5 separate regions of the Mus musculus genome follow, and regions 1, 2, 4 and 5 are each linked to region 3. A link is a loop called in an ENCODE intact Hi-C map of the cell type or tissue named here. Cell type or tissue: left cerebral cortex. All regions are shown on one strand. Region 1 holds the start of Mir1928 (microRNA 1928). Region 2 has its middle 37 kb from the start of 6030407O03Rik. Region 3 overlaps Usp37 (ubiquitin specific peptidase 37). Region 4 overlaps Pnkd (paroxysmal nonkinesiogenic dyskinesia). Region 5 overlaps Pnkd (paroxysmal nonkinesiogenic dyskinesia).

Evidence for each region. Hi-C counts contacts between places; a loop is a spot of excess contacts. Peaks named below come from ENCODE experiments on the same cell type or tissue, not always from the same donor. Only the 100,000 strongest peaks of a DNase experiment are listed, where the experiment ranks them.
Region 1: it touches region 3 in a loop (7-fold over the local background); 16 of 42 quality-filtered maps call a loop at or near these places.
Region 2: a loop joins it to region 3, with 4 times the contacts of the local background. A loop is called at or near these places in 2 of 42 quality-filtered maps.
Region 4: a loop joins it to region 3, with 11 times the contacts of the local background. A loop is called at or near these places in 16 of 42 quality-filtered maps.
Region 5: a loop joins it to region 3, with 2.2 times the contacts of the local background. A loop is called at or near these places in 16 of 42 quality-filtered maps.

Annotation. Positions count from the first base shown.
Region 1 is chr1:74,203,094-74,208,093 of GRCm38, forward strand. It overlaps Mir1928 (microRNA 1928), which reads right to left and starts at 3,527; the gene lies at 3,461-3,527. In left cerebral cortex, a CTCF peak has its summit at 2,918 (motif pointing right); a DNase peak (open chromatin) is centred at 2,963.
Region 2 is chr1:73,899,200-73,904,199 of GRCm38, forward strand. No RefSeq gene overlaps it. Among named protein-coding and RNA genes, the nearest start is that of 6030407O03Rik, 37 kb to the left of the region's middle. In left cerebral cortex, CTCF peaks have their summits at 2,538 (motif pointing right) and 3,323 (motif pointing right); DNase peaks (open chromatin) are centred at 2,539, 3,386, 3,562 and 3,991.
Region 3 is chr1:74,450,436-74,455,435 of GRCm38, forward strand. It overlaps Usp37 (ubiquitin specific peptidase 37), which reads right to left. Exons shown (of 24, transcript NM_001310662.1): 18 at 3,393-3,648; 19 at 2,252-2,418; 20 at 60-120. Among named protein-coding and RNA genes, the nearest start is that of Vil1, 44 kb to the left of the region's middle. In left cerebral cortex, a CTCF peak has its summit at 2,473 (motif pointing left); a DNase peak (open chromatin) is centred at 2,393; H3K27ac peaks cover 190 bases.
Region 4 is chr1:74,310,577-74,315,576 of GRCm38, forward strand. The region is part of intron 2 of Pnkd (paroxysmal nonkinesiogenic dyskinesia); the gene reads left to right. Among named protein-coding and RNA genes, the nearest start is that of Tmbim1, 8.7 kb to the left of the region's middle. In left cerebral cortex, a CTCF peak has its summit at 2,935 (motif pointing right); a DNase peak (open chromatin) is centred at 2,943.
Region 5 is chr1:74,287,958-74,292,957 of GRCm38, forward strand. All of the region lies in intron 2 of Pnkd (paroxysmal nonkinesiogenic dyskinesia), which reads left to right. It overlaps Tmbim1 (transmembrane BAX inhibitor motif containing 1), which reads right to left. Exons shown (of 12, transcript NM_027154.5): 5 at 4,878-4,931; 6 at 4,500-4,550; 7 at 3,738-3,777; 8 at 3,474-3,511; 9 at 3,243-3,330; 10 at 2,795-2,890; 11 at 1,914-1,967; 12 at 290-1,561. The coding sequence ends at 1,415. Among named protein-coding and RNA genes, the nearest start is that of Pnkd, 5.4 kb to the left of the region's middle. In left cerebral cortex, no CTCF peak of the experiment used is centred here; DNase peaks (open chromatin) are centred at 2,390 and 4,939; H3K27ac peaks cover 931 bases.

The DNA of each region.
Region 1 (5,000 bases), 250 kb before region 3:
CCCTGGCTGTCCTGGAACTCACTTTGTAGACCAGGCTGGCCTTGAACTCAGAAATCCGCCTGCCTCTGCCTCCCAAGTGCTGGGACTAAAGGCGTGCACCACCACGCCCGGTTTAGTTGTTACTTTTTTTAAAGATTTATTTGTTTTATATACGTGAGTACACTATCGCTATCTTCAGACACACCAGAAGATGATATCAGACCCAATTACAGATGGTTGTAAACCACCATGTGGTTGCTGGGAATTGAACTCGGGACCTCTGGAAGAGCAGCCAGTGCTCTTATCAGTTGCGCCATCTCTCCAGCCCAAGTTGTTCCTATTTTGAGCTCATTTTTCTCATCAAGAACAGGTTTTGAATTTTGTCCAAGGTTTCTATATAGATAATCATGTGACTTTTTCTCCTCAAAATAGATTAATAAATTAATTTTGTTGGTAATTCCCTAATGCTGAGTGCTGCTTGGGCTTTTAGAATAAATACCATTTCTTGAATAAAAAGAATGGGATATAGTGCTGGAGTTAAGAGCACTGACTGTTCTTCCTGAGTTCAAGTCCCAGCAACCACGTGGTGGCTCACAACCATCCGTCATGAGATCCGACGCCCTCTTCTGGTGCGTCTGAAGACAGCTAAAGTGTACTTAGATATAATAATAAATAAATCTTTTTTTAAAAAGAGGGGGATAGAAACTGAAGCCCTGAACTGGTATTGTCTTAGCCAGGGTGTCTATTGCTGTAATGAAACACCATGAGCAAAAGCAACTTGGGGAGGAAAGGGTTTATTTCAGCTCATACTTCTAGATCACAGTCCTTTACCAAGGCTAAGCCGGAGCAGGAACTCAAGCAGGGCAAGAACCAAAAGGCAGGAGCTGATGTGGAAGCAATGGAGGGATGTCGCTTATTGGCTTGCTCCCTTTGCTTGCTCAGCCTGCTTTCTTAGAGAACCCTGGAACCACCTGCCCAGGGGTGGTGGACTGGACCCTCCCTCCGACACTGGTGATAATTAGGAAAATTATCACTTGCCCATGGGCCAATCTGATGTGGATATTTTCTTAATTCAAGTTCTCTCTTCTGAGATGACTAGCTGTATCAAGTTGACATAGCACAAATGGCCTTCAAAGCTTTGCTTGGTCTCTCTCGCCCTCTGTTCCTTGCCTCTGCCTTCACCTGAGTGACCCAAACACTAGAAACTTCCTGTCTCCTAGTTCCTGGGAGTCTGAAGTCCAGATGTCAGCATGACTGTTTTTCCTCTTTAGGGCAGTGAGAAGTACTCTATCTAACCTGTTCCATACATTGCTCCGGATCATGTAGTTTGCTGGCAAAAGGTGGAGTTCCTTGGCCTGTAGAAGCACAATCCAGTATCTGTCCTTATGTGCCCATGCTCCCTCCACTGTGTCTCAGTTCGTGGGTTCCTAGGCCTGTATCCCATTTTGATAAGATCACCAGTTATTGAGATTTTGTCTTTTACTGTCTATTGTAATCCTAAGGGGGGGGGGGAGCAAGACCTGGAGTCTGCCTTAACCAATGCGATCTTGCCCTCCAAATTAATTTTGATTTGTAAATACAGATGCCAACTGCCAATAATTAGGCAGAAGAGACATAGGTGAGGTTCTCAGCTAGGGGAAGGGGAGGAGGAAGGAGAAGCAGCCATGGGTTAAGAGTTAGAGAGTGGCCCTGAGGACTGCCCAATTAGAGTTAAGAGGAGCCCAGATAAAACTTAGTAAATAAGTAATATTTTCCTGGTTTATCCATAGGAAAATAGATTCTAACAGCATGGAGGGTAGGCAGCTATTCAGCTCTTGTGTTGGTTAAGGCTTATTGTAAATATAAAAGCTGTGTGTGTGTCTTTCAATCCAGAACTAATTGGTTTAAGAGGGGGTTCTACTCCAGGCTGAGATTTAAATAATTACCGCAACAACCAACTGGGGCTCCCTTAATAGCCTCAGCTAAACTAACTACAATCTCAACAACTCTAATTCCAAATAAGGTCACATTCTGATGTCCTCAGGGTTACGTCTTGGAGACAGGAGGCAGGAACACAATTCCGGCCATCCATGAGCCATCTGCCGTAGCCTCTGGCTTTGCCCCTGGGTGTTGCTTCACTGTTTAGCCATTGGCTTGACTTCCTCTATCCGGAAAGCCTGCCTGCTTCAACCTGGAGTAAGGTCCTCCCTTGCCCCAAGCTTGCTGCTTGAGACCTCCTGCCTAGCAGTTCATAGCTCCCCAGGCCTTCCCAATGTCCACTCAGTAACACTCCCGCACACTTGACTTGTTCATCACGTAGTTTATTTCCGATTTCCACTTCTTGAGACTGTAAGCATGGGGAAAAGGTAGATTTTATTGTGTTTTGACCCCCATATCTCGTGCACTTTGGAGATAGCTTGGCAAGTGGTACAGAATTAAGCTCCAAGCCGGGCGTGGTGGCGCATGCCTTTAATCCCAGCACTCGGGAGGCAGAGGCAGGAGGAGTTCTGAGTTCGAGGCCAGCCTGGTCTACAGAGTGAGTTCCAGGACAGCCAGGGCTACACAGAGAAACCCTGTCTCGAAAAACAAACAAACAAAAAAAAAAACAGAATTAAGCTCCAAAAAAACATGGACTAGGAGACCCAGCCTGTGGGTAACCTGTAACCCCAGCACTTTGGAAATGGAGGATGGAGGATTATGATTTCAAGGTTATCCTGGATTACTTCAGACTTTCTCAAAAATGGAAAAGACGGAGACCTACCAGTGATTTTTTTTTCTTGCCCCAATCCTCTGGAAGGTCACACTACAGGGAAAGTTTAGGCCACTATTTATAGGAAATGACCTAGCAAGGTGAGGCGTTTCAGAAATGCCTGAAATCAAGCAGAAAATGGGGAAGGGGCAAAAAACAAAACAAAACAAAAAAACTACTGAAGACTGTAGTTTCAGAACTCCACCAGCAGAGGGCAACATTGTCTTCTAAGCAAATCAGCTAACTGCCATGATCTACTGAAACCGCTGTAACAGCCCCATTATCTGGAACCCAAGGCCACTATTTGACAAAGTCTTGGGCGTACGTACATTCCTTTTTCTCTGAGTTCTCCCACTCAAGTATTTAGCCATTAGCCCAATGTGAGTAATCTAACATCAGTTCCCATGTGCTCTAAGGAGGGGTGAGTGAAGTTATCATGGGATTCAAAACGCGAGTCTTGTGTGGGGTCGGCCCCTTCTTGCATCCCACAAACCTTTTCTCCAGAAGATTCTCAGCCTCTTGGGTTACCCTACTTTCCTTTTCATCGAGGCAGTTAAAAGCTGCACAGAAATCAAACTTCAGGACTAGGGACGCAGCTCCCTCTGTAGAGTGTTTGCAAGCAGGAAGCCCTGGGTTCCATCAGGGTACCTGTGTAGCTTTGAGACTGTTTGCCTGCAGTGGCGCAGGGGGTGCGGCGGGAGTGGAGGTCTCTGGTCTTTCCCCCTTATGATTTTTTTTTTCTTCTTTACAAGTTGGGGTTAGAGCTGGCAATGTAGCTCAGTGGTAGAGCACTTGCCTACAATGCGCAAAGCTCTATCCTCGAAACCCTCTCCTCCCCAAGAAAACTGAGGTCTTGAGGTACCTTCCAACCTACCCTGAATGCCTGAGTTTGGGCAGTGTTCCTGCCTCAGCCTCCGGAGCTGGGCTCTCAGCACCCACCGTCATGCCTAGCTTTTTTCTCCTAGTACAAAGCACACTGATCCTCCTGATAGGGCCGGCCCCTCCTTTGGTCACTAGCACACAATACCTGTCAATCATCTTGGAGGAAAGCCTTGTGTGCTTCCGGTTAAAGATGCTTCAGCGAGTGCTGGTGGGAGGATGTGGCAGCGCAAAGCATGATGGGCCAGACACTGCTCTTCCTTTCCCGTCTATTCCTCTTACTGGATGGTGCATCCTCCTTCAGGACAAGCTCTCCTCTTAGCTAATCCTCTCTGGGAACACTCTGCCGCCCAACCCTAGAGGCATTTACTGACCAATCAAGTGGAGTTAACAATCTCGATGAACCATCAGGAGGGCTGGCGATAGATTGCTTCCCTAGCATACACCGGGTTCAATCCTCAGCACCCCACGAATGCGACATGAGAATACAGACTATTCCCAATGTCTCAACCTTAAACAAAGCAAATGCCCCAAAAATGTCAGAAGCAATATGTGGGTAATAGTTGATAACCTGTTTGCAGCTTTATAAAAAAGGTTAGGGTGTTGTTTTTTTTTTTTAGATGTATTTACTTTATGTTCTGTTAATGGGTGTTTTATCAGCGTGTATGTTGGTGCAGCACACGCATCTCTGGTGCCTAACAAGGCCAGAAAGGGGCAGTAGTTACAGACTGTTAGGAGCTGCCATGCAGGTGCTGGGAATCTAACTCAGGCCCTCTGGAAGCAGTCAGTATTAACCACTAAACCATCTCTCCAGGCCCCTGTGTGCAGCTTTGGGTCAGTTAAAGTCAACAGAATAGCTTTTTCCCTTAGAAAATTCTGTTTAAAATTTCTGTGAAAAAGGATCTCTCATTCTTTGTGGGCTGTTCAACAAATATAAGACAATTGTCCTTTGTTAAGGACAGGTATTTGAGAGACTCCAGAAACACAACAGACATGCAACAGGGTAAGACAGACCAAGACAGGCCAAGCACACACAACAGAGAGGCTACAGTCAGGTGAAAGGCCACAAAACCCCTAAAGACGGAAGATACAGGGAGGGAAATGGGGAATTCAGGATATGGGCTCATTCATGGTCTAAACTATTCCAAGGGGTTGAAGAGATGGCTCAGTCCTTAAAGGCTAATTCATTCTGTGACAAACACCACATCCACTTGACTAGAACCACCTCCTTCTCTGTGGGCAGGGTTTTGTATTCTCATGAGGTTCCAGAGAGTTCTAATGAACATTTGTGTCTCTGATGCAAGCTTTCTTATTGCCTCTTACGGGCTCCCAACAATAACACGTTCTACCCTGTGCATCCCAACGAGCAAAGTCAGCATGCTGTATGACAGACTGACTGTCAAAGCAGTATCCT
Region 2 (5,000 bases), 550 kb before region 3:
GAACTCCTAAACCTGATAAACAGCTTCAGTGCAGTAGCTGGATATAAAATTAACTCAAACAAATCAATGGCCTTTCTTTACACAAAGGATAAACAGGCTGAGAAAGAAATTAGAGAAACAACACCCTTCACAATAGTTACAAATAATATAAAATACTATGGTGTAATTCTAAGGATGTGAAAGATCTGTATGATAAGAACTTCAAGTCTCTGAAGAAAGAAATTGAAAAGGATCTCAGAAGATAGAAAGATCTCTCACGCTCATGGATTGGCAGGATAAATATAGTCAAAATGGCTATCCTGCAGAAAGCAATCTCCAGATTCAATGCAATCCCTATCAAAATTCCAACTCAATTCTTCAATGAGTTAGAAAGGGCAATTTGCAAATTCATCTGAAATAATAAAAAACCTAGGATAGCAAAAACTATTCTCAACAATAAAAGAACCTCTGGTGGAATCACCGAGCCTGACCTCAATCTGTACTACAGAGCAATTGTGATAAAAACTGCATGGTACTAATACAGCAACAGACAGGTAGATCAATGGAATAGAATTGAAGACCCAGAAATGAATCCACACACCTATGGTCACTAGATCTTTGACAAGGGAGCTAAAACCATCCAGTGGAAAAAAAGAACATTTTCAATGAATGGTGCTGGCACAACTGGCGGTTATCATGTAGAAGAATGCAAATTGATCCATTCTTATCTCCTTGTACAAAGCTCAAGTCTAATCGGATCAAAGAACTCCACATAAAACCAGAGACACTGAAATTTATAGAGGAGAAAGTAGGGAAAAGCCTCAAAGATATGGGCACAGGGGGAAAATTCCTAAACAGAACAGCAATGGCTTGTGCTGTAAGATCAAGAATTGACAAATGGGACCTCATGAAATTCCAAAGTTTCTGTAAGGCAAAAGACACAATCAATAAGACAAAAAGGCCAAGGATATGGAGAAAGAGGAACACTCCTCCATTGTTGGTGGGATTGCAAGCTTGTATAACCACTCTGGAAATCAGTCTGGCGGTTCCTCAAAAAATTGGACATAGTACTACCAGAAGATCCCACAATACCTCTCCTGGGCATATATCCAGAAGATGTTCCAACTAGTAATAAGGACACATGCTCCACTATGTTCATGGCAGCCTTATTTATAATAGCCAGAAGCTGGAAAGAACCCAGATGTCCCTCGACAGAGGAATGGATACAGAAAATGTGGTACATTTACACAATGGAGTACTGCTCAGCTATTAAAAACAATGAATTTATGAAATTCTGGGGCAAATGGATGGACCTGGAGGGCATCATCCTAAGTGAAGTAACCCAATCACAAAAGAAGTCACTTGATATGCACTCACTGTTAGAATACCCAAGATACAATTTGCAAAACACATGAAACTCAAGAAGAAGGAAGACCAAAGTGTGGATACTTCATTCTTCCTTAGAATAAGGAACAAAATATCCACGGAAGGAATTACAGAGACAAAGCTAAGAAGAAAGGATGGACCATCCAGAGACTACCCCACCCGGGGACCCATCCCATAATCAGACACCAAACTCAGACACTATTGCATATGCCAGCAAGATTTTGCTGAAAGGACCCTGATATAGCTGTCTCTTGGGAGGCTATGCCAGTGCCTGGCATACACAGAAGTGGATGCTCACAGTCAGCTATTGGATGGAACACAGGACCCCCAATGGAGGAGCTAGAGAATTACCCAAGGAGCTGAAGGGGTCTGCAACCCTATAGGTGGAACAACAATATGAACTAACCAGTACCCCCAGAGCTCGTGTCTCTAGCTGTATATGTAGCAGAAGATGGCCTAGTTGGCCATCATTGGGAAGAGAGGCCCCTAGGTTTTGCAATCTTTATATGCTCCAGTACAGGGAAATGCCAGGGCCAAGAAGTGGGAGTGGGTGGGTAGGGGAGCAGGGTGGGGGGAGGGTATAGGGAACTTTCGGGATAGCATTTGAAATGTAAATAAAGAAAATATCTAATAAAAATCTTTTTTAAAAAAAGAAAGAAAACAAATCCTACCCAGATATGACACCTAGCCACCTCACCCTCTCTAGCATAATAACCCTGAGCGCAGTTGTGGCACCAATAAGTTGAAAGAAAAGACTTAATAGAGGTGAGGAGAAAACCCAGGGATGTTCAGAAGCCACACTTAAGGAGAAATGACAACAGCCGGGACATTGCATGCCCAGTGTGACAAGGGCACTGTTGTTCTTCTCTGACTCCTGCATTGATGGTGGAGGGCACAGGCCATGCCCTGTTCATCTCACATCCTGGGATGCTGGCACAGGGTTGCATCATGCCAGGAACCTGCATGTGACCTTTGCTGCTCTCATTAGTTGTCTTGGACCCTAAGACTCTCTAGAGGAAATCACGCTTATTGTAGTGAGTCACAAGGCAGTGTCTCTGGGAGCCCTACCCTCTGCTCCTAGATGCTGTGCACAAATGAGCCTGACAGAAGTAGATCTCATCTTCTGGCTTCTTCTGAGTTGAAGTACCAAGATATTGCCACAAGGGGGCACTGTCCCCCTTCCCACGCCACTGCAGCTCTGAAAACTGGTTCCTTTCAGTCTAGGTGAAAGAGTCACTCTGCGTTTCTAAAGGAGGGTAACCTGCTGTGACTAGATAGTAAGCCACCACTGGGTGGTTGGTGGATATCAGCTTGAGCTTGCACAAGCTGCCTCCTTAGCTTCTCCTTCCCTGAGCATCCTGTCGACTCGTGCACTTTTTGAACCCAGAGCATCGACAGACCCTCCGGAGCCTGGTGATGCAGGATGCTGGCTTCTCAGTACCGTCTTGGGTTTTTTTTCCAGCTGCTGCTACCGAGGTCAAGTTTTCTTATGCAGCTCAATCCCAGGCCTGGATTCTCCAAGTGCATCCTGGAGATGGTAACCAGCCCTCCCAACCTCCTCATGGCCCTTCTAGAATTACTTGCCCTGATCTGTGGACCAGCCAAAGCTTCAATCATAGAGGGCCAACTGTAGGCTGGCTGCAGGAGGATGGACAGACAGACCTTGCCTATCCAGGAAGTGAGTTTATATTATAGGCAATGCTGGGCTAGGAAGTACCAGAGATGCCAACCCAGAGACTCATGGTAAAGAGGCCATAAGTAGCCCCCAGTCATTGACTGCCTATCCAGGGCTCCTCACTGGCTCCTGCCACCTCAGTGGACTCCAGCATGAAGGCTGAAGTTGGAATTGGGAATTGAGTGGGGGGGGGGGGTGCGGGGGCGGTGTGAAGCTGGCTCAGCAACTGCCCACTTTTACTTCCTCTTGGAAGAGCCGCAACTTCCTATTTGGCCACTGGAGGGCGCCTTGGGATCATGAAAACGCTATAAAATGTTAACCAACGTGGACTTGAGGGCCTAGACGAGAAAAGGACTTCAGACTGAGCCCTGTCTGATCATTCCAGATGTTCTCCGCATTCTGAAAGCCATCCTTTCTCATTCCAGAAGATCCTTGGAAAGAGACGGTCCTGCGGTTTCCACTCCCCCCCCTCAGCAACTGTAGCTAGCTTGGTCTACTGATGCTTCTTCCAGTGGGCACTAAGGAAGGTTGCCTGGGAGACCCGCATGAACGAGAAACATGGATCCAGACCCAGAGACTAGCGTGGGAGAAGCAGACAGGAAATGAAAAATGGAGGTGCTGGCATGCGGAGACTGGGCTGGGGCCGGGAGGGACGGAAGTGGGAGTTTGCCAGCCATTCTTACAGGTTGCAAGCCTCCATGGAGATTAAAAAAAGAATGAATGAATTGATTAATTAATCAATTCATTCATTCATTAATTTTTAAAAACAGCACCCCATCTCTAGTATCTTCTTACCTGGCCCAGCTACCACCTCCCAGATCCAGTCTAGGATTCTGGGTTAGGAGAGGCAAGGAGGAACTGGAGAAGAGGAAGGGCGGTCAGGTGGCAGTGTCACCACCAAGCACACACAGAACTCTGAGGCCACCTGGAATTACATCGCCCTCACAGTTACAAGGCCCTACCTGCTCTTCATTCCCTTATCTCCGTGGCAACAGAGCTCTGCTGTTCCTAGCCTCAGCAGCCTGGCACTAGGAAACACAGCCTGTCTGTCCCTCCTGGCACCTGCTGATGTCACCGCAATAAGAAAGATCTATTCCAGTGACAGCGACTGTGTCTCAAAGGCATCCCCACCCCTGCCCTCCTTCCCACAGATGCTCAGGGAAACCATTGTGAAAGGAGGCCACCCTCCAAATAGTGTCTGGTTATGCCTCAGTTTCCACTCCAGCCTGGACCCTCATTCCTAACTGCAGTGCCCCACACCCCAAAGTCTCTCTCTCCACCTGCAACCTTAGCACTGCTGCTGCCCCTCCTCTAGGGTGCTCCGTACGCATACATCCACATTCCTGGGTTCTCCTTCCCACACTCTGCCTTTTTAAAATGTTTTGCTTGTCATGCTCAAGACCCTCTACTAGTAACACATACACATACAGACACACACACATACATACACATAAACACACATACATACCACACAGACACACAGACACACACACACACACACACACACACACACACACACACACACACTGGTCTATGGTTTGTAAACACTTCTAACCTTTATGGTCTGAGATTGCTCACCCACAGAAACCTCCTACCAAGACTAGCCAACAGCTAACATGTGCTCCCCCCGCCCCGCTCCAGTATACATAATAAACATGCTGAAGTTCCCAGTTGTTACAGTAGCTGCTCTGGTCATCTCTCATAGCCTGTGCAGCCCATCTGTGCCCAGCTTTTCTGTACACATGTCTGTGTTTCCATCTTCTCCTTCCCACAGTGCCTCCATGAGGTTTCCAGACTTAAGCCATTCCCTGTGCACCAGGAGAGGGTGCCCCACCTGGCAGGCACTGCCCTAGGGCTTAAGGTAAACCACTCTGTGCCCTCAGGGACTTAAGAGTCTAGCGAGGAGAGAGAAAAGGAGGTCAAATAAAGAAATACCGAGCGTAGGTAATAGTTACAGTTT
Region 3 (5,000 bases):
TTCTTCTATGTATTAATGTACTTTTCCATTTAAAAATATAATTGAAATCCTCCCCATACCTTGAAGACTTAATTCTGTAGCCCTTTTGAGGTCGTCATCTTCCTTCTGTTCCCAAGCCTCCTACAGAGAGAAGAACAGGAACAAGTGTTTAAAGAGGCACAGCACGCTGCTCTGAGAGCACTTGCTTGCCATGCCTTCCCTAGCTTTACAGCTATCTGGACTCTGACCTATGTGGAATAGAAGCTTGTTTCTTTTCAACACTGTCCTCTTAAAACATAACGTTGGGGTTTTTATTTCCTCTGGTCAATAACATTGTCAAGTCATTCAATGTGACTGTATGGCGTATTTTTTTTTTTAAATATAAAAAAATGCCAGGCACAGTGCTGCAGAAATGGCTCAGCAGTTAAGAGCACTGACGTCTAGAGATCCTGAGTTCAATTCCCAGCACCCACATGGTGGCTCACAACCCTCGGAAATGGGATCTCTTCTGGTCTGAAAACAGCAGCAGTGTAATCATTCACACCTAGCAAACTACTTACTTTCTTTTCCCTGGACTTAGCATTTATCACCCTTTATGGTACAGATGTAAACACTGCTACACTGCAGATTTCAGACAACCTACAGTGAATATACTTATTCTTTTTCAATAACTACTTATAAGTAGTGTAGAACACAACTGGCTCTCCTGAGCGGATGATGAACACTTCCATCCAGGAGACACTCATACCCTGTGTGTGACAGCAGAATGAGCAGTATCCCTACAGGTTACCGAGCCATCTATTTCTACTTTATTCTAACTAAAGAAACCAGATCCACAAGACAGGTTTGGCAGCAATACTAAATGAAGACCCTTGACTGTCATTTTTCTGAAACAGCAAAGGTATTCTTAGGAAAAAATATAAGTAGGCTGGGCAGTGGTAGCACACACCTTTAATCCCAAGCATTTGGGAGGCGGAGGCAGGCAAATCTCTGGGTTCAAGGTCAACCTGGTCTACAGAGCATGTTCTAGGACAGACAGGTCTACACAGAGAAACCCTGTCTCAAACAAAACAAAATAAGAAAAAAAATGTAAATAAAAATGTTTGAGCCGGGCAGTGGTGGTGTATGCCTTTAATCCTAGCACTTGGGAGGCAGAGGCAGGAGGATTTCTGAGTTCAAGGCCAGCCTGGTCTACATAGTGAGTTCCAGGACAGCTAGGGCTGTACAGAGAAACCCTGTCTCGAAAAACCAAAAAACAGGAAAAAAATAAAATGTTTAACTGCCTTTATGACTGGGGACAAAGTTCAGTAGTAAAATCCTTGTATAAGGACCTGGGTCCCATCTCCAGCGTCACATACATGTATCTTATTACACTGTAAGTAGAAAAGCACTGCTTATAAATAAAAGGTTAGAAGAACCGATTGAGATTGTAAAGGAGCTCTTCTCAATCTTAGTTGTTCATTAGAATCACCAGGGAAGACTTTTAAAATCTAGATTAAAAGAAAGAGAAATCCAGATGCCCAGTCCATATCCAAGGTTTATCCTTTAAAGATTTATCAGTATTAGGACAATTCAGGCATCAGTATTTTTGGAGCACCTCAGGTAACTTTAAAACATAATCAAGATTGAAAAGCACTGGTCTGCCAGGTGGCTGGGGTGCTCACCTTTACCACCAGCCCTGGGAGGCAGAGGCAGGCCAATCTCTCTGAGTTCAAAGGCAGCCTAGTCTACAGAGATAGTTCCAGGACAGTGAGAACTACATGAAGAAACTCTTTCTTGAAAAACAAAACGACAAAAAAGCAAAACAAACAGACAAAATAAGGGTCCAATCACCAGAATTTAAAAATTATTAGATTTTAGATATTTGTGGTCAAATAATTTATAGTAAAAGAAATATTGTAAAAAAAATAACCAGGGCTGAAGAGATGGCTCACAACCAGAAAATAACCAAACAATAATCTACCACTCATAAAATCATGGTGAGGTACTTGTTGACAGCTTGCAGAATAAAGCTAATGGAATAATCTTTAACATCCCTATAGCATATAACATGGCCAACAATATTTTATTCCATTTTAATAATAAAAACCCTACTAATTTAATAACTGTTCCAGTCCAAACAAGCCCAAATAATTTTTTTCCAATAACTAATTGTATGTAGCTATCTAGGAGCAATGAATGACTAACACACAGTAAATGATTAACACGCCAGTCTTTGTGATTCCACTCCTGGAAGCATGGAAGCAGCAGCAACAGGAAGAAAGTGTCTTACTTGCTCTTGAAGGCTCTGAGCCAGTGCTTGCTGCAGCTCCTGCTCTTCTCTTTCCCGGTCTACGTCATACTGCTGGAGCCAATCAACCTCTCCCTGAGAGCCTTCTGGAGTTTTGTTTTCTTTATTCTCATCACAGTCTTTTGTTATCTCAGTAAAACTAGCAGGACCTGAAAAGCAAAACATTATTTTGGAGAAACCCTGAACTTTGTGGACTCTAGTGACACCTACTGTTAAGAAAGAGTAATTTACCTTGCCCTCATTAACACTATAGGTTAGGGTCTAATGTAGCTCAGGCAGGCCTAGAACTTTCTAAGTATCTGAGGATGGCCGAGACTTTGACCTCCCATCTACACTTCCTTGATGGGATTACTGTACACACCATCATGCTTGGTTTGGGGATGCTGGGTTTTGTGCATGGTGGGCACACAGCTACTAAACAAGCTACCAAGCTACTATACTCCCAGTTGTACTTAGAATTTTTTGGGACAAATAATTTCATCTTACCACATCTATATCAGGGTTTCTCAGGCTCAGTATCATTAATAATTTGCATGAGGTGCCGATGAGGCCTTTTGGGGAGTGGGAAATGGAGAAGTGTGTATGCTGTAAATTTTAGCAGAATTCCCCAGACTCTCTGAGATAGGAGAGCCACCTTACAGGAATTAAAGATCCCTTTCATCTATGGAAATGGAAGTGGCTCATGCCAGAAGTAGTCCATGTCTCTCTATTTGTGACGACCATTCCAGGGCAGCAGAGAATGCCCTTGATTTAGAAGCACTGACCCACAGAATGGTTCTGAAAACAAAGAATGACTATGACCAAGTGATATGCATTATAGAGTGACTAACAAGAGCAGGGGAATACATTGCATTAAGAGGAAATAAATACCTCAGAAGAACACCATCAGCTTTTTGGGTTTTGTTATCCTGAGGATACACTAATTATTATTTTACTTGCATATAAAGTAATTTGAAATTAAGACGCTCTGACTCCACAAAAATCTAGAAAATAATTTTGCGATATCGCTCTATGACTTCCATGTCCAAATGTGAGGGCTTTAGGATAACTTAGAAGCTGCATGTCAGTAAAGGCTCTGGAACACATGTTTTGTGTAACAGATACTTATCTTGGTGAACCTTACCTGGCTCAGTGATTGTTTTGGACTTCTCAATTTCCATAGCATCTGGATTTTCAGGCATTTCTGGAATATCATCTTCTGCAAAGCCGGTGTCCGGACTGCTGGTTGGCTTATCATCATCTTCAGGGCTAAGTACCGGCGAAGCTTCTCTCCTGCTTATCTCTAACACAGCTGCCAGCACCTCTTCCTCACTCATTCTGTCAAATCCTGAGTTCTCCAGTTCTGCCTTCCCAGGCTCTAATCTGCACAATTTCAAATCCTGAAGAAGAGCATTACTTTTACAAGAAGGCAAAATGTCCATTAATATACCCAATGTCTACCAATATGAATGTCAATCAATCAATATAGCTAATGCTCAACACTATATCTAATATACTCTAGAGTTTAAAGTGGGAACTGGGAGGCTAGAAAGATGGCTACACACACAATTTAAAAATAAGAGTGTGGAACTGAATTTGTGTGCTACCATGTCTGGCTTCTGTGGTGCTGTTGCTCACACCCATAGCTTCATGTACTAGGCAAGCACTTTACCAACTGAGCTACAACTCCAAACTGAACAGTTTTGCTTGATTACAACAGTGCCAAGTATACCCTTTAAAGAAATGTGGAAGGTAAACACTGCTAAAATAAAGTTACTCAAAACAATAAGTTAACTGGGTGTGGTGGTGCATGCCTGTAATTCTAGCACTTAGAAGGCAGAGGCAAGAAAACTGTTGTAAGTTCTAGGCCAGCTTGGGCTATAACATGAAATCCTGTCTCAAAAAAGCCCAAAAATCAAAAGATTAGTCAAAGGTAATAAGTACTAGATATACATGGATTATACTGTAAACATTCTTTTTATTATCCTAAATATTCTATTTTAAATGCTGGCTGGCAGAGTCAGATTATATAGCTCTGACTGGCCTGGAACTACTATATGAACCAGACTCACAGATAGCCACCTGTTTCTGCCTCCTAAGTACTGGGACATCACCTAGTAATATTGTCTAGTCTTAAATGAGAAAAATGAAAACTACACAAGATTATATAAATCATAAAAATATATGGAGTTCCTTTTATTCTAGGAGAATTTCTAGTATTCTTTCATATTCCAGGGAAGCAATTAGAACCCTTCAGCTCTCCACTAAATGCAGACACTATTGCATATGCCAGCAAGATTATGCTGAAAGGACCCTGATATAGCTCTCTCTTGTGAGGCTATGCCAATGCCTGGCAAATACAGAAGTGGACACTCACAGTCATCTATAGGATGGAACACAGGGTCCCCAATGGAGGAGCTAGAGAAAGTACCCAAGGAGCTGAAGGGGTCTGCAACCCTATAGGTGGAACAATATTGACTATCCAGTACTCCCAGAGCTCATGTCTCTAGCTGTATATGTAGCAGAAGATGGCCTAGTCGGCCATCATTGGGAAGAGAGGCCCCTTGGCATTGCAAACTTTATATGCCCTAGTACAGGGGAACGCCAGGGCCAAGAAGTGGGAGTGGGTGGATAGAGAAGCAGGGCGGGGGGGGGGGAATAGGGGACTTTTGGGATAGCATTTGAAATGTAAATGAAGAAAATATCTAATAAAAAATTAAAAAAAAAAAAGAACCCTTTAGCTCTGTTGTAA
Region 4 (5,000 bases), 140 kb before region 3:
ATTCACAAAAAATACATTTAATCCTGGCAGAAGCAGGCAGATCTCTGAGTCTGAGGTCAGCATGGTCTGAAGAGCAAGTTCTAAGCAGCTGAGTTACACAGCAAAACCTTGTGGTAGTAGGAGAGGGGTGGAGAAAGAAAGAAATGGGAAAAAAAAAGAAGGAAGGAAAGGAAAAAGCAGTTATTATGTTTCAGGCAGTGTTATAGGGTTTGGACATCAGGGACAATTTAGGTGAAAATGTGCATTCTAGCAAGAAAACAACAGGCATTTGATGTCAAAACCAATTGATAGAGGTCGCTCCATCTTGAACAGAAAAGAGAAAAAATCCTATTGATAAAATATTGGACTTTGTTGGGTGTAGTGGTGGATGTCTTTAATCCTTATCCTCCTGGGGAAGCAGATACAGGTGGATCTCCATCAGTTCAAGGCCAGCCTAGTCTTCCTAACAGATCCCAGGCCAGCCAAAGCTACATGGTGAGGTCTTGTCTCAAAAACAATAATAATCAGGGCTGTAGAGATGACTCAGTGGTTAAGAACACTGACTGCTCTCCCAGAGGTCCTGAGTTCAATTCTCAGCAAGCACATGGTGGCTCACAACCACCCACAATGAGATCTGATGCCCTCTTCTGGTGTGTCTGAAGACACCTACAGTGTACTCATACGAATAAAGTAAATAATTTAAAAAAAATTTTTTTAAAGAAAAAGACATGAGTGCCATGGACCAGGCTCAGTCAGCCCCTCTCAACCCATGGGGAATCAAGGTTCCAGACAGGTGGGCAAGGAGTTGGCGAGAATTGACAGACCCAGACACAAGGGAGTGCTGAATCTTAATGTAATTTTTCACAAAGCAAACAGCAGTCTTATATAATACAGAAAACAAAGGAGTAGGGTGTCACAGCAGGCAAGGTACATTTAAACTGTCTTACACAAGACAAGGAATGGCTTCAAAGGGCTGACAGGAACCAGGTAGTGTTTACAGTAAAGATAAAACAGCCCTGCCTAGCTAGAGTCAATTAATGACTGGTAAGGATTTCACACCCTAGTCACAATTTGTCCTTCTCCTTTGAGCCTTGTGAAAGCTAGCACCAGGGGGTTCTGCTCTAGCAGACCTTATGAATAATGCAAATCCACAACCCCCTTTTTCCTAGGCCTTGGTAAATACTTGCATATGAAAGTAACTTGGCAGTTCTTTTAAGTATCTGTAGGGAATTTTCATTTGTCAGAAGAATTCACCAATATGCAATGTAGTCTGCTATACCTGGCTGTAATGAAGATTCTAAGTATACTTTGCTAAGCTTGCCCTGAGACTTCTATCTCTTAGCCAGTAAAATACTGTAAGAAAGCACGCAAGACCTTCCACAATATTGCAGGGACAAATCTGGGGCAGTTTAGCTATGGGAATGCCAAGGTTCCAGGAGGCTAAGTTTCCTTGAAACTCTTTGCCTCGTGACTGCTTCCAGACTTTTAAACCTGTCTGTGACACGAGTCCCTACTGGAGTGGATGTAGCACATTAGGAATAGTCCTGTGGTGCTGTGTAAACAGACCCAACTAGAAATGGAAGTGAGCTGTGGAATAAGGAAGCTGGACCCTATCTGGCATCCACCAAGGCAAGGCCAGGGCCAGGGTCCCCTGTCCAGCTTCTCTGACCATCGGAATCATCCGAGATGCTTGTGAAAAAAGTGCAAATGCCCTGGGGGAATGTTTCCCTCCAGACCCGAGGGCCAGCTGTAAGCTCAGGCCCCAGGGGAGCCACTAGCCAACTCCAAGTTATAATCACTGGTGGCTGTGGGACCTTGGGGCTGGTCCTTAACTACTCTGTGCCTTGGTGGCTGTGTCTGTACAAAGAGAGGTAATAATAGAATGTGTTTGTAAGGTTTAAAAATAGTAGTTGTCAAGTGCTTGGGGCAAAGTTGAAAAGTCCCTTGTTACAGGTCTGGAGGGAGCCCGCCCAGTGACTCAGATGAGCTTGATCTCAGGACCTATTGGGATGAAGTTGCCTAGGCCAGGATTCTCAGCAGGGTCCGGATCACGCTGAATCCTTATTCCCTGCCCAGGGCCACCTTGTATCTTGGTCTCTTGAGCCATCAGGCCTGTTTGGAGTGTTCAGGATTGAGTTTGCCCACCCAGCCCCTGCTCCTATGCTATGGATGACTTCCTCCATCTTTTGTTTCTCCCTACCTCAGCCTCCCAATCAGGAAGCTCCCTTTAACATTCTTCTTACATATCTAAGAAATCCATCTCTGAGAATCATCACCACGTACTGGCTTCTCACTCTGACCTTACACAGGCCCTGCCTTCCCAGGCCTGCACTGTGTTCCAAGTGTTTACCAGATTCCTACCTCTGGCTCCCAGCTTTCCAGCTCTGCCTCTGACAGTGCTGTGACCACATCAGGCTCAACGATGTATTGATCTTAGCACGTTTCCCCCTGTGTAGGGACTGAAGCCGGCGATTAAAGCCAGGGTCGCACATATGTCAGGCAAGTGTTCTACTGTCCAGATACCATGACCTCACTGCCTCTTTCTAGTCCCACAAAAAGTAATTTGATCTGAAATTAGAAAAAAAATGGAACAAAATTTGGTTTTACACTAAGTATACTTCAAGTCTCAGTAGTCCTAAGTGGGTAGTAGCTACCATACAGAACAGCTCTGTGGGGCAAGGTGTAGACCATAGTTAACCCTTTACCTCACTATAAGGTGCCTAGCCTAGCCTGGACCAGACATTTTTAGTTTTTGAGACCAGCTCACATGTAACCCAGGCTGGCCTAAGCTAGCCTTGAATTCTTCATCCTCTTCCTTGCACCTGCTAAGTGCTAGAATTACAAGCATGAGCCCCCTAGATCCACTCTGTATTAGTTTGCTTTCTTATCATAAGCACCCGAATCCCATTGACATCTCAGTAAGAGAAAGACACAGATCTAGGCATGACCACTAGATGGCATGATCTGGCTACCAATGCTTGACAAGAAGGTAGGTGCCGACGATTTTGCAGAGACACAGTTGGAAGAACATTCACTCAGTGCTCTCAATGCTATGTTCAAAATAGAGGATCCTAGCCAGAACTAACAAATATAATAAAACAGACTAAATAAGGTAGGAAATATTGCTCAGTGCACTTCCGTTTCCTCTTTACTTACTGTGTATGTCTAGTGTGTGGATCTAAGTCTAAAATGTCATTCCCCCTTCAATCCACGCTTTATCACAGCATCAGATTGGGGGGAGATTTATGTTAAAAAGCCACAAGGGATCACCAACGAGGTTCAGCAGGTAAAGAGCTTGCTGCCAAACCTCAAACAAAGTTGGATCCCTGGGAATCACATGGTAGGTAAAGGAGAGAACAGACTCCCGCAGGCACATGGTTCTCTCTCTCTCTCTCTCTCTCTGCCTCTCTCTCTCTCTGCCTCTCTCCCTCTCTGTTTCTCTCTCTGCCTCTCTCTGTCTCTGTCTCTGTCTCTCTCTCTCTCTCACACACACACACACACACACACACACACACACATGTGTTTGATTTTTTTGTTTGTTTGTTTTGTTTTTTGTTTTTTTTGTTTTTCTGAGACAGGGTTTCTCTGTGTAGCCCTGTCTGTCCTGGAACTCACTTTGTAGACCAGGCTGGCCTCGAACTCAGAAATCTGCCTGCCTCTGCCTCCTGAGTGCTGGGATCAAAGGCGTGCGCCACCATGCCTGGCTGTGTTTTGGCCATTTTAACCCCTCTCATATTCACCCCACTTCCCTAAACCAAACAACTTTGTTTTCTTCAAAAAACAAAACAAACAAAAATCCTATCAAGTGCAATCTGCTGCTCACATTCTCTTGATGCTTGCACAGGGTTCCACTGGAGTGTGCTCAGTCTTCCAGGAACTACCTTCTTTTTTTCTTTCTTTCTTTTTTTTTTTTTTTTTGGTTTCTCAAGACAGGGTTTCTCTGTGTAGCCCTGGCTGTCCTGGAACTCACTTTGTAGACCAGGCTGGCCTCGAACTCAGAAATCTGCCTGCCTCTGCCTCCAGAGTGCTTCAGGAGCTACGTTCTTAAGGAACACCGACTCCCTCCTTCAGCTGCTCTCAGGTGCCAGTAGCTCCCCTCCAGGCGGGATTTGTCTGCCTCAAACTAATTAATGTTTTAATTAAAGTTCCTGGGTGGAGTGGAGGGAGGATAGCTTGTAACGTGTATAAAATGTGTGTTACTGAGATCCATGGCCAAAATGTTTGAGAATCCCCTGACCTGTTACCTGTAGATGAGGCATTGGAGGTAGGCGGTGTGTTTGTAAAAGTCTGCTCAGTTTTTTCCTGCTTTTCTGGTTGTTTGTTTAAAACACCACAGCCAAAAGCAACTCTGGGAGGAAAGGGAAGTCAGGGCAGGAACCTGGCTAGGAACTGGAGCAGAGACCAGCAATGAATGCTGCTTACTGGCTAGCTCTCAAAGACCACAGCTCAGAAAAGTCAGCTACCTCATTTATACAGCCGGACTCACCTGCCTAGGGGTGGTGCTGCCCACTGTGGGCTGGGCCCTCCTGCAGCAGGTAACAATCAAGAAATGTTCCTCAGAAATGCCTACAGGATGGGCATCTGACCGAGGCAATTTCTCAATGGCAATTCCTTCTTCCTGGGTGTGTCAAATTGACAACCAAGATTAGCTTCAGTTTGTTTTGTGTTTGTGTTATTTCAAGATAAAGTCTCGCTAAACTGCCCCAGAGTGACCTTGAACTCATCTATAGACCACATAGGCCTTGAACTTGTAATAGTCTGCTTCAGCTTCCTCAGAAGAATCAGGCAGAATCAACATAATAGCACGACTTAATGATGCACAACCCAGGAATCTGGGGCAGGGGGATTCCTGGAAGATGGAAACTGACCTGAGCTTCCAGTGAGTTCCTGTCTTCAAAATAAATTCTCCACTAGGTATGGTAGCACATCTTTAATCTCTACATTCGGGAGTCAGAGTCAGTTGAACCTCTATAAGTTGGAAGTTGGCTTGATCTACAGATTGAGTTCTAGGTCAGCCAGGG
Region 5 (5,000 bases), 160 kb before region 3:
CTATGGTCTAGCCCCTTTCCTATAAAGATGGAGCTTCCCGGGGGAGTTAAAGCTAGGCAAGTTTTACAGAGGGTTCATGGCATACACGTGATCCTGCGGGGTGGCTGAGAAGCCCCTTCTGGAGCCAGTGCTCCTGGAGCCAGTGCTGCAGACTTGAGCTCCGTTCCTCAGGCAGCTTTTACCATTGCAGCAGCCTGTCTCACCCACCACCAAGAACTGTTCAGGAAAGTCTTTCTTCCAAATACTGGGTTCCCACCTTAGAGTTAAGAAAGCCACAGCAACTCAAGGGTCTTCCTGCCAAACATAAAACTTTATTACATTTCTAGTTGTGTCCCTCTGTGATATATTCAGAATCAAGTACTGGACAGAATAGCTCTAACTATGTCCTTGGGCTAGTAAGGTTTCTACCCCACCTGATAAACCGGCTTCTGTTCCCATCCTGGTACCAGCCGGAGGAGGCACTTGGATTACATAGAAAGCAGCAGCTGGCTTGAAGAGGGGGTTTTAGTCTGAAATCTCCCAATGGGAATACAGAACAGATTGAACTTGTGTACCAGAGTAGACTTCAGTGTTTCTCAGACCAGAGAGGGCACCCAAGGCGCTTTCCCTGTCCCCACTTATCTCTCACCCAGACTGCTTCCCAGCCACACCCAGAATCCCACAATCCACCTCTGTGTGTCAGAGCAAAATAGGAGGTCCCTCTAGGTCCGATTTTAAAAGCCTCAGAAGGCCCCAAGGCACTTTGGGTCTGGATGGTAGCCAGGCTGGGCGCCAGGCAGGGTGGATGCCATTCTGGTTTAGCCCCCATACTGATGAAACTCTGCTCACTGTCTTTTTTCCCCTAGCCAGATAAATAACTGATACATGTTACTGGAAGATGGGGTTGGAACAGAGAGACCCCAGGGCACAGATCTCTTCTAGCTTCTAAAGCTAAGAGATGCCAAGCCTAAAGAGTTCAGACAGCATAAGTGGCCTATGAGCACTGGAGCTGGAGGCAAAGCATCTGGCTTTATTGGATCCAGGAGGGAGACAGCTCCAGCTCCTAGCCTAGAACCCTGTGGCCGAGGTGGGAGGGGAGCCTCTTCCCCTCAGAGCTCCTGTGTTCACAGGCTCCCTACTCCCCTACACACACCCACACACACCCACCCACACACACACACAGAGTTTGGTGCATACTCGTCATGGGTAAAGGGAAGGAGATACACCTTCAGACTAGTTCTTACCAAGCCCACCAAGGGCTAAGAGGTGCCAGTGATCCCAGCATCATGGCTCTCACTGAACACAGCCAGAGGTCCTCCCATCCCCAGGACGGAGAGGAAACTGAGCAGATTACTTGAGGGGAGACGGGACCTAGGGCCCAGCCCAATAGGAAAGGGTGAGTCCCAGGCCAGTGAAAGGGACATCTCTCTTTCTCTCAGTCTCTACTTCCTACGAGCTGGAGCACGAACGTGAAGATATAGACTATATCTGTGTAGATCTGTAGGGCGCCTGTGATGTAGTCCTCCGGGCTGATGGTGTGCTTCCGGTTCCCCAGGACCAGCTGTGTGTCATAAGCCAGGAACTGCAGGGAAACCAGACATGAGTGCCAAGGAGCTCAGTGTCCAGGGTTCACTTCCTGTCAGCACGATGTCCTGAGAGCCCTGGGCCAGCCATATAGCTCACTAATGGAGTCAGTCACTAGGGAGGAGTGTGCTTTTTACATGGTTTCTGCCATTGAGCAGTTCACTTGTCTACCAGAGACTGGCACACATCTGTTACCCAGCCAGCAATGTGAACAGAGCAAAACAGGGATGTCAGAAACTTGTAAAACACCTACATAAGAAGAGAACAATTGTCCATGGCTCCTCCCCACCTCCCAAGCTGCCTAAAAGCCACCATCTCAGCTCCCCTCCCAGAAGAGGGAACTAACTTACCAGGGTGAAACAGATGGCCCCCAGAGCTGCATAGACCATGTGGAGCCAGTAAATCTGTAAAATAGCACAGTATGGCATTAGGGAGCCACGCAGAGCATAGCCAAAGCAGGCCTTGGAGACCCAGCTGACCCTGGGACTCCAGCTAGAGAGGCAGGTAGGGAAGCTACCTCTCCAGGATCCCCATCTTGCCTCTAGATCCTGGGAGAAACTGAGATTGTAATTTATCTGCCAAAGGCTGTCCCACAATGTCCACGTTAGCCCATCAGCCCAACTGAAAGCTAGTGAAGTCCAGGAATGTCTACTGGAGGTCATGGAAACAAGACAAGCCCAGTGCATGCTGTTTGAAGAGCCTGTGACAGTGAGCTCCCAGGAGCCAGCCCATGGATGCAGCTCACTGGCTCCTACAGCCCACCTTAGATACAGTTTAGAGAAGCCTGTTGGCAACCTGCCACCCCACTCAACACTCCTGCCAAGTGCCTGTACACAGACCAGGACCAGCCATGGTGAGGGGGGGGCAGCACCTCTTGTTTTGATCCTTCCCCTCCAACCCTGTGTTCCCGCCTTAGCTGACTGGAAGCAAAGAACGCAGCAGAACCAGCAATCTCGGGGCCACTTCCATCCAGGCCCAACTTAGTCCTTCACGAAACCTGGTCTCGGCTAACCTATCAGTTCCTGTAGGAACCAAGTGGTGCTATCCAGGGCTTAAGGGGGCTGTGGTTTATCACCTGCCTGAGAGAAATCTGTTATACCCTAACCCAAAAGGATGGTATTGTGTTGGTGCCTGCACTGGCCAGTGGAGAGGTGTGTGAGCCAGAGCCCGCCCCTGCTCCACAGGAAGTCTGCTGCCTGGGTTCTGCCTACCCTTCTGGCAGGACACTCACATATTTAAAGATCAGCACTATGCTTGTGACAATTCCGGTCACCATCAGCACTATTCCCAGCACACAGAAGAGGCCTGTACACGAGGTGAAGTCCACCTAGCAGAAAGGGAGAAAGAGGCACGTCGATAACTGCCATCCTTAGCATCCCAGAGGACTGACCCTGAGCCCCAGTTGGGGAGTCCCAGTGCTGCTCTTGGGGACATGGCAGTGACAGTGATATGCTAAGGACATATATCATACAGGAAGCAATTTGTCAAGTACAGACATGGGAGCAGGAGATTAGGCTAGGGAAGTCCCTAGTCTGCAAGGGTCTGAACCCTTCCATGCCTGCCCAAGTGCTGAACCCAAAGGTGTGTGTGTGTGTGTGTGTGTGTGTGTGTGTGTGTGTGTGTGTGTGTGTGTGTGTAAGAGGGCAGGATGGTCAGAGAAAGGCCTTCCCCATCCTCACCTTAGTCTGAAAGCAGAAGATGGTGACAGAGATGGATACCACAGCGGTGATGATCATTGCTATGATGACAGCTTTGGTTTCATACATACTGGGGAAAAGGAAGCAGCGTTGAGATGGGCCAGAGGCAGAAGCCATAAATAGACTCCCTATGTTCAGGATTGTGCCCATAGTCCATCCAGCCTTCCATGACATTCCCTCCCCAAGAGCATGGAGGATTGTCCCTGAACATACCTGGAAATAGTGCCTGTCACAAAGCCCAAAGCCAAAGTCTGCGGGCAGGAGAGAATGAGGCCAATGGTTAAGAACAGCATGGGCTATTGAGTATGGCTCAACACAGAACAGCCTCAACACTGGTCGCCATGACCCTGCAGGAGCTGGGGGTAACTGTATTGGGAAGAACAGCCACAGAGGAAAGCAAGAGCAGGGCCAGCCAAGGACAAGGGTGTCCCCAACCCTTCCCCGAGTGTAGGTCTTCCATTTCCCTTCTAGACTTACAAAGATGGTGAGCAAGATGATGTTCCATGGGAATCGGCGCCTGGAGACAGAGGGAGAGGGAGGAAGACCCTGGTTACCTGCCTGGGCCATCAAGTCTCAGCAGCTCCTTTAGCAGAAGTCCTGAGAAATAAGCCTTCTCCTTAGGGAGGGTACTCAGATATTTACACAAGGATAACCCGAGACAGTCCTTTCCTGTGGAGCCAGCATGGCTGGGACTTGTTTAGAACCTGCATGTCTCCTGTGTGACTGTGACAAAATCCCTTGGCGCCTCTGAACCCTGAGTTCTTCCTGATAGAGATGCAGTAACTTTCCCTTTTATGTTTGTAATTTTTTATTACGTTGGTGTGTGTGTGTGTGTGTGTGCATGCACCACAGCACACATGTGGAGATCAGAGGACAGCTTGTAGGAATCATTTTCTTTCCAACATGTGGGTCTCGGGCCTCAAACTCAGATCATTAGGCGTGGTGGAAAGTACCTTTACCTGTTGAGACATCTTGCTACTTCCTCCCTTTTTGATTTTCTTTACTGTTTATTAAATGCTCGACATGGTACATATCTTGTATATATGATTCTTCCATATCTTGTAAGATAGATATAGCATATAGGTGGGCATTGCACACTACTCTGTAACACAGCTGGCCTCTTGTTCCTCATCAATACTCCTTGTAGGCTCTCTTCACTGTGCAAACCCTTTTCCTCTTACAATGCTCTGCCCCTGTCCCACTTTCTGCCCTCCTCTTGTCAGGGTCTCCAACACTCACCTGGGTCCCTGGCAGCAGGCAAGGGTCAGGTAGGTGACAAGGAAGACAGCACTGAGGGAAGAGATGGGACATAGCTATAGGACACGACACCCCCCGGCCTGCTCCTAGCCCAGTATGACCTGAAGGCAATGCAAGGTGATCATAGAGAGCCTGGGCAGCACCATGAAACCTTCATTCCATCACCACGTGTCTGCCTGCTCCTGTCCTGTCCCAGCACTCCGTGATGTTACTCCTCCTCAGGTTGCTCTTCTGCCCCTGCCTGGAGACTGGCACAGTTTCTGGGAAGCCCTCTCTCTTAGGGCATAGTTCTGCCCTGAACAACGCCGGTCAGCTGCCTCCTGTCCCCCTCCCATCCCAGCAGCAACAGCCTGCACTCACTAGGACACGTAGTACACAGCCACATTGTTCCTCACGTATTTGCCGACTGGTTCCCTGTAAAACAGAGGACACCAAGAAAAGAATCATCCTGTGGCTGTCCGCCTCCAGCGGAGAGCCACCCCT